Linked DNA regions of Homo sapiens: region 2 is linked to region 1. The links are chromatin contacts, found by Hi-C in ENCODE. All regions are on one chromosome and are shown on one strand. Each heading gives the region's core, a stretch centred on a gene start or an enhancer-like site at or near the end of the contact. The rest is flanking DNA. Distances are from core to core; before and after follow the strand shown.

The links. A loop is a pair of places that touch in the nucleus more often than their neighbours do. Pooled maps may share reads with other maps.
Region 2: a loop to region 1 is called in a pooled map of psoas muscle, with 9 times the contacts of the local background. The contact joins the promoter of IGSF22-AS1 here to the promoter of LINC02729 in region 1. A Hi-C loop is called at or near these places in 2 of 50 pooled maps.

Annotation. Positions count from the first base shown.
Region 1 is chr11:17,693,877-17,698,246 of GRCh38, forward strand. LINC02729 (long intergenic non-protein coding RNA 2729) reads right to left here and starts at 3,063. Exons shown (of 2, transcript NR_132279.1): 1 at 2,943-3,063; 2 at 1,391-1,824.
Region 2 is chr11:18,703,453-18,707,747 of GRCh38, forward strand. It overlaps IGSF22-AS1 (IGSF22 antisense RNA 1), which reads left to right and starts at 3,029. Exons shown (of 3, transcript NR_186353.1): 1 at 3,029-3,697; 2 at 3,826-3,941. It overlaps IGSF22 (immunoglobulin superfamily member 22), which reads right to left. Exons shown (of 23, transcript NM_173588.4): 21 at 3,462-3,761; 22 at 2,365-2,694; 23 at 860-1,086. The coding sequence ends at 1,016. TMEM86A (transmembrane protein 86A) reads left to right here. Exons shown (of 3, transcript NM_153347.3): 3 at 1-1,333.

The DNA of each region.
Region 1 (4,370 bases), core at 1,813-4,312:
CTGGTGACCTTTGAGATCTGGGGGATGGGAGGTGGCAGACATTGCCTTCATTTCCAGAAAGAATAAGGTGGATCCCAAGACACACAGATCAGGGTGCTGATGTTGATCTGGGGAGAGGGTCTAGAACAGATTCCAAAGGGATGATGTGTGAGCTCCAGGACCCAGCCCAGAGTTCTCTAAACAACTTAGGCCTACGCTTACCAGTTTTCTTGGCTTTTAAACAGCAAAGGATGAACAATCATTATCAAGATAAAGGTAAGGCTGTGAAAATGGCATGTCCTGATTTCATCTGGGCAATTGATACAGGCTTCATAAGTGGAAGAAAAATACAATCAGGATTGTTTGTAACCATTTGAATAGTTATGGCCAGAGATGACTAAAGGAACATTATCAAGGTATTCCCAGGAGACCCTCAGTCCCTCCTGGATACTACTACTAACAGTTAACATGTATTGTGAATTTCCACGGTACTGATAACTGTTCTAAGCACTTTCCATGGATCTTCTCATTTGAGTCTCAAAATCCTATGAGATATAATCAGCTCCATTTGACAGATCAGGAACATTAGGTGCAGGAAGTTTAAGTAACTTGACAAGGTTACACATTAGGATATCACAGAGCCAGGACAGGCATCCAGTGATCCAGACTTAATGCCTTTGCTTTAACCATGTGGTCCTATTGCCACAGAGATGGCAATGCCAATATTCTCCACCTGGAGAGAAGCAACTTGGCTCAGCCTGCATGAATATGAAGCAGGCTCAGATGCGGGGTGCGCATGCATGCAGCCCTATATTAGCGTGTGACTATGTGTGCAATGTGAATGTGCATATGCATGATATGTGCGTGCTGTGTGCTCTGAGCCAGGATGTTGCTGGGAAAAGCTGAAGGGAGAGGAGTGGGGCACTGAGAACCGTGCCCAGGGTGTTGGGAAGCAGCAAGAAGTTGGTCAGTGGGTCAAGCAGCCGGTCACCCGAGCAAAGAGGGTAACAGGTGGGCAGGGCTGTTGGGGAGGACTAGCCGGCTCCCACCTGCTGGGGCTGTCCATCAGCACTAATACTGGCAGTGCCTGAGGCCAGGACCCCCAGCAGGCCAGCCTCAGAGACACACCCTTCTAGGAGACATCCTTCCCAAGGTGGCAGAGACACCAAGTCCTGGCCCAGACCTAAGCAACCAGGTTCCACCCTGTTCCCTCTTACCCACCCTACGCCAGCGGCTAAAAGCTGCCTTGGCTAGCTCAGACCCTGAGAGCTAAGGGATGGGAAGGGTTCCGGTGGGGACACATGGCCAGTGGCTGTTCTTCCATATTCATCTGTCTTTAATATTCAGATGAATGGAAGTACATGACCTTGCTAGTGTTTTGGGGTAGGAAAGGCAAGAGAGTCCTCAGAAGTCATCTAAATCATGCCTTTTTATTTTTCAGATAAGTAAAACTGTGGTTCAAAGAGGCCCTGGGACCACCTGCGAAGATCCTGGGATTCATCAGGGGTCTGGTAAGAGCCAGAAGATTCGAACTGAAGTTTGGCTGCCTGGAGGGGAAGGGAGTCTTGCCTGGGTATGTCAGCAGGCGGAGGCTGTGAATAAGTGTGGTGGGGGAGATGAAATTTGGGGCTTCACAAATCCAGGTAGGGAGGGGGCCAAAGTCTGGCCAGCTGAGCAGGGCACAACCCGCAAGTGAGAGGCATGGAGAGTGAGGGAGCTGGAGCCGAAGTCATGATCTAGTGGAGGGGCAGGCACAGAGCTGGCAGGTGGTAGCACCAGGGCAGGGCTGGGCGCTGCAGGTCCAGCGTTGGAGAGTCTGGGATGGGGCTTGTGACTCCAGCGGGCCTGAGGACAGAGATGGAGGCCGGTGGGCAAAGCGGGGAGGATCTGGGCCGCGGCCGTGGGGGTGCTGGGGAGAGACGGGGGTGCGAGCACAGGGTCAGTGGGCGGGGAGGGACTGGAGAGCGCTGGGCAGGGCGAGGAGGTGGGAGCCGCGCTAGAGCGTGGGGAGGGGACCCGCAGTGGGCGCGCGGCCTTAGAGAGGGGCCAGGGCCGGGGCCGGGGCCGGGCCGGGGCTGCGGTGAGGGGAGGCGCGTGGCCGGCCGCCCCCAGCTGTGGCGTCGTTCAGGCCCGGCTTAGCGGTGCCGGGGCGAGGGATTAGGGGCAGTGGCCGCACCTGGCGGGGCGGCCGCAGGGCTAATGCTGTGTGACCGCCGCGGCCCCGCCCGACAACTGGCTTCATCCCGCCCTGGAGGCCTGTGGGCTCGTTAGCCCCGCCGGCGTGTGCGCGGGGTGCGGCTGCGGGCGGCGAGTGCACGTGTGCCGCGGGGGGCCCTGCCGCTGGCGCTGACGGCCACCGGCTGCGCCCAGCTCCAGGGGGTCCCAGGAGTGAGGCTGCCCCAGGGGCAGTGGGGGCGGGGGAACACTTGATTGTGTGCCCTGTGAGCTCTTGTCACTGTGTGATGGTGTGGTCCGGGGGGTCTGGGGGTGTCTCTCTGATATGACAATCCCTGTTATCACCCTATGTGGACCATGTGTCACTGTCCAGGACCTTAGCCCATATTCGGAGTATCTCTGTAACCAGACTGTCTATGGGACACCTCCATATTCTTAGTGTGTTTAGGGGTTTTGGGAAGAGCTTCCACCTTCCTTGGGACCTGCTGCTCAAGTTCCTTCTGCAGACACACCTCTGGGGCGCAAGACCCCCCACAAGCTCCTTCCCAGCAGCAATGTCTCAGCCATCCATCCTGCAGGGCCTCAGACCTCTGGTGCTGAGATGGAGACAGTGCCTAAGTTCTGGCACCTGGATTCCTGCCCTCCTTAAACTCAGGCCTGCTCCCTAAGCCCATCCTCATCCCAGGCCTAGCTCAGGGCCCCCAGACATGCTTTAACATGCCCCCTTTCCTACCAAAATAATTGGATCTGAATAAAGTTTGTGTTAGAACTGAGAAGTTTTATCTAACCTTATAGACGAGCCCCCAGGCCTTTGCACCTGCTGTTCCCTCTGCCTGGAAGGACACTCACTTCCCTTTTCCTAGAGCTCAGGAGCCACCTCCACTGGGAAGCCTTCCCTGCAGCAACACACTCCACACCATCCTTCCTTTTCCTTGCAGAACCTTGGATCACACCTGCTCCGGCTATTCTGATGTCATCTCCATCTCCTGGAGACAGTTGCTGCATGAGAACAAAGGCAGGGCCCAGACGAGGTCTGGAGGGATAAGCGGCAGGGATCTGGGCACTGAGCTGAGGCACTGGGCAGGCAGAGCCATTGCCCTCGCCCCTACCATGAACCCCTACAGAGATGCTGCTAGAACCTTGCTTTCTAAGGGGTAGGAGGGTCTGGCTGCCTCTGCCTCTACTCACCCCATAGACACACAGGCCTTCTCTCCATCCAGGGAGAACATAGCTGCCAAGAGCAGTCCTGCCCCCACACCAGGCTCCCCAGCAGTGAGGAGCTGGGCTGGGCTGTCCTCACCCGCCCTCTTGGCCTCACCCTGGCCCTTCCCTGGCCCTGCCTCGGGATGCCAGGACCCATAGCAGGTGCCTGGACAGGCTTGGGGATGGAAAGGGGGCTGGGCACAGAAGGCCAGCTTCTGGCCAAGAACAGAACTCATAGAGAAACAAGTTCCAGAATCCTCTTCATCCTCCTTTTCCCCACCCACTCTTTAGTTTTGTTAATAAATACAGCTACCATATACTAAGCACTTATTGTCTTCCTTTGCACAGTATTTGACACTGTATGTGCATTGTCTGTTTAATCCTAAATCAATCCTGAAGCGTAGATATTACCATCCTCATCTTTCTGATGAGGCAATAGAAATTCAGAGAGGCTATATCCCTTGTCCAAGGTCACCTGACTGGTCAGTGGCAGAGCCAAGATTCACACCCCACATCTTTCCATGCCCTTGTCCTCCAGTGCTGACCTCAGGCGCTGCTCTCCTCACCCTAGGTGGTGACTCTGTTATACCTCTGCCTCCCACATTAGCGTGGGAGCTGTGGGATAGCAAGGACTGTCCTGTCCTCTCAGTGAAGGAATTCCCAATGAAGGAATGAAAGAATGCTTGCGGAATATTAACTTGACTGTTAGAGGGCACAGCAGGGTAGTTACACACATGGGCTCAGGAGCCCAAGTGCTGGGGTTCAAATCTCAGCTCTTACTTGCTCTGTGACCTTAGGACACTAATATTTCTGTCTCAGTTTCCTCATCTATAAAATGGGCATGATAATAATATGCTGGTGTTGAGGAGACTGACTTAGGAAAAGTTCCTGTCCTATAGTAAGTAGTGCATGTGTTAGATATGACTCTTAGTATCTCCCACTAGATTAAAATGGGCCCACTCTCTGCTTGTATCCCCCGCACTTAGCACACAGCTTGCCTGTAGTAGGTCCTT
Region 2 (4,295 bases), core at 1,779-4,278, 1.0 Mb after region 1:
CCACTTGAGACCTGCTGCTTCCTTCAAAATGATCCAGATTCCCTTCAAGCATCTCCCTCATCCTGGACTCTGGGCTTAGTTGAACAGCTGGGAGCAATGGGATTAGATTGGCTGATTCATTCATTAGTTGTAAAGCCCTGGCAGAATAATACATCACTCTGCTCCAGGAGCATTTGTAACTTAACAGACAATGCCCTAACCCAGAAGTAGAAAGGGAAGCCTTGGGTGGTGGTGGATATGCCATCAGTAGAGGTGTTGCTCATTTGTGGGGATGTGATTTAGGAGACTCAAGTCTCAGGGGTGGTTGGATGAGTCAGTGATTTCCAAATTAGTTTTTACAGAGATTCCTGGTAAGGGGGTAGTGAAGGAATAATGAGAGAAGGCAGGCTCAAAGACCTCCTATCCTTATTTCAAGTCCAGTAGCTTCTTAGGTTGTGTTTTTTTTTGTTTTGTTTTGTTTTGGAAGGATTCCACTGAAAAACGTAAGTTTGAAACTTAGTGAGCTGGATGATCAATCCCTTCTAGCTCTGAACCCTGGACACTAAAGAGGGAAGATCTTGATCCTTTCAAACTTCAGAACTCTGAACACAGACCTACCTAGTGTGAAGAAATGGGAGGGAGCAGGATGGAGAGCAGGATGAAGTCAGCAGGACTTGCCCCCAAGCTCTGAGGGGAGGGGGAAAGTGCCATGTAGATGTGGAGGAGGGGAAGGGAAGACCAGGCCCAGTCACAAGAAGGCTGGTCACTGCCTTGTGGGTGGGTTTGGACTAGGCTTTCAGGGGTCCAGGTCTGGGATTCCCTATCATGCAATCACATCCATCCCCTTGGTCCCTGCTGTATATCACCCTCAGGAACGGGAAAGGATGAGTTACGTTTATTGCCCCATCCCTTCACTGAATGTTTACATTAACAAACACCAGAGAGCAAACTGGGCTTCCTACACTGGGCCATGCAGAGGACAGGCCAAGAAACTCCACATCATAACAGCCTCCTGATGCCTGGGCTTGGCTGGAGCTCACATGAGGTGCTTTGATTTCTTCTGCAGACTCTCGGTGATGGATGCTACAACTGACTTATCATCTTTGTCTGAAAGAGCAAAGGAAGTATTCGTTATATTAATGATGCTGGCGACCAGGGAAATTCCAAACTGCTGGACTTCCTATGCAGGAAACCAGGAGCTGGACCCTGGGACCCTTAATCTTGGGTTGGCAGAGTGTGAAGGGGCAAGAGCTGCCATTTATCTAGCACTTAATATTTGCCAGACATTGTGCCAGGCAGTTGTGTACTGTCTCATTTAAGCCTCATAGTCCTATAAAGAAGATGAGAAAACAGGCTCAATGAGGTAGCTTACTAAGGTCACATGGCTGGTCAGTGGCAGAGCCAGGGCCCTGGGCCCATTTGCTGTGCTTACAAGCAGATTTGAGTTATCAGGGATCTCTTTAGCTGTGGAATGAAAGCTGGATAGCACCCACAGTGCCTTCCCTGGCCTAGTTCTTTTACACAGCTCAGCAGCCTCTCTGGAGATATTGTCTCAGTGCCAGACACTTAGCTAAGCACTCGAGAGACAGAGCAACAGGACAAGGTCCTTTCCCCAAAGAAAGGTATCTATAACTGGATAAAAAAGGTCTGTAACCATGGAGACCACAGCAATGGAGTGTCATGGAAGGTTCAGGAGTAGCAGAAGGTGAGATGAGAGGTGGGGGAGGGGGAAACCTTCTTGGTTTGGGATTTTACCATGAGAGGAAAGCTGGGGGAAATTTAAGCAACAGAAAGCAAGGCAGGCCAGCTTTGCATTTAGAGTTCATGCTGCTAGCTGTGTGGCTATGAAGACAGTAGACTGGGAAGGAATAAAATGCTTCCCCCTATGTGTGCACACATGAGTAGAAACATGGCATGCATGTACAAAAGGGAGGGTTCCCTTCGCTCCTTCCCTTGTTTGTGCCCCCCACCGGTCCTTATCCTAGACCAGTTTTAATTTTTATTGCACATCAGAATCACCCGCAAAATTTTGTAAACATATAGGTTATTTCCAGAACCGTGCCAGAGAGATCGTGATTGGTGAGTCTGGTTGAGTCCTGATCACCAGTATCTTTTTTCTGAAGGCAGGTCTAGGCTCACCAAGAGTTGCAAACCACATCTTATCTAGGGATTGAGAACTCTCATGTCTGCAGGGGCCAGGCATATAACAAATGACATCGAAAGGATGGGAGAGTGGTAAGAACTGTGGCCAATTAAGAATGTTTGCACCACCTGTTGGCAGTCAGATTAAAAAACGGTGCCAGCCAAATAGTTGACCAATGGCCCACAAGACCAGCCTTTTGCGCCTCTCCCCCTCCTCGAGGCCGGACCCCGCGGCGCCCTCACCATAGACGGTGAGCGTGCAGCTGCTGCGGTCCTTGCCCAGCTCGTTCTCCACCAGCACGCTGTAATCGCCGCTGTCCTTGAGCGTGCAGGTGGGGATGACGAGGGTGCACACGCCGCTGGTGGAGTTGTACCAGAACTTGGAGTTGGCCGTGATGTTGACGTCGCCCTTGTAGAGGGTCACTGTGGGCCGCGGGTTCCCAAGGAAGGCGCAGGTCATGGTGCAGTCCTGGCCGCGGAGCACCGTGTGTGGCTTGAGGGGCGTCACGAAGCGCGGCGCGTGGCGCCAGTCCTTCTTCTCGTAGGGCTTGAGCTTGGCGCTCAGGTCCTGGACTGCGCGGGCGGGGCGGGGCAGGCCGTGAGGGCGCCCCAAGGCCCCCACCCACCACCCACGTCTTACAGTTCAGCTTACACGGAACCCCGAGGACCTAGGCCACATTCCCAGCGCCACCAACTCTGGGGGCCCAATGTTACACTGGTTCTTAAGGGCTCCCCACCCGCCCCCAGGCCTCCCCCGACCCCCCAGCCCCGTCCCCAGCCACTCCAGGGTTCTGCCACCCAAACCACGCTTTCCCACACCCCTGGGGCCGAGATGTCATTCCAGCGCCAGCTTCCTGGACCCGGTTATTCCCAGCCTTTAACTCCGCCTCCAAGCTTCCCCTACGTCATATCAGCGACCACAGTCTCCCCTCTTATCCCTTTAGCTCCTCAGTTCGAGTTTCCCGACGCGGCCCCCACCCTTAACCCCTAGCCTCCAGGGATCCCAGACATCCTCCCGGCTCCCTAGAGCCCTCCCCTGTTCTCAGCCCCGTTAGACCCTCCCCTCAGAGCAGAACGCGTTTGCGCTCTATGTCCCTCCGCAGCCCCTCCACCGTCCTCTCTGCCCCCAAAGGTACCTCCCCACCTCCACTTTAGTCTCACCCCTAAGTACCCCGAAGAAAGCCAATATTTCCTTCTCTCCGCAGCGTCCCAGATATTAACCGTTCTATCTCAATGGTTTTCAGATTTTATCTTGCCTCTTGGGTACCCTTTGGGACCCTTATGTCATCCCCACCATCAGGGCACCCAGACTTAACCCTAACTGCAAGTCCCAGACTCACTCTGGTCCTTATTGATGAGCCAGGTGTCCCTGGAGTCAAGTGGCTCACTGTCACCGATTTCATTCCGAGCCACCACTCTGAAGTAGTACTTCCTGCCTGGGAGCAGCCCCGTCACTGTGTACTTGTTGCTGAAGACACGCTCGGCTGCCGTGTACCAGGTGGCTGTGCTTGCATCCCGCTTCATGATGATGTAGTGAGCCTCACCGTCCTCCTGCACATCTGGGCTGTGGTTCCAGGTCAGAGTCACTGTGTTGGGGACTTCCTCAAACAACCGTAGGTTTGTGGGGGGCCGAGGGAAATCTGGAAGAGTTGGAAGATCTGTCAGCGACCTTGGGGCACCTGAAGTATTATGTCCCCACCCCAGCCATCTGCCAAGTCCGATGGAAGATAAGATGGGGCAAGTCTCAGGCAGCTGGTGTCTTGGAGTCGGAAAACTATTTCTGAAGTCTGCTCTGCCATTTACTAGCCTCGTGACCTGGGGTAAGTTACTTATCTGAGACTTCTTTCCTCAATTGCAAAATAGAGCTGACAATGACTATTTCGTAGAAATAGTGGGTAAAGAGACTGGCATGTAGTTACTGTTCAGTAAAAATGAATCCATTCCTTCCTTGGGGGTTTAGAGCTTTATTTTAAAGCTTCCAGCTCTCTTTAAGCAGTCACCCCAATTTTTAATGGATTCATCTCCATTTGTCCCTCCTGCCCCTCCACCCATTTCTACTCTCTCTGCCGACCATACTCTGTATGATAAAGTCTTGCTCTGTGGTGTCAAAGAAATCTTCATGGCCCTAAGGCATGACTTTCCTGTGGTAGGAACTCAAGCGGCACTGGGGAGCT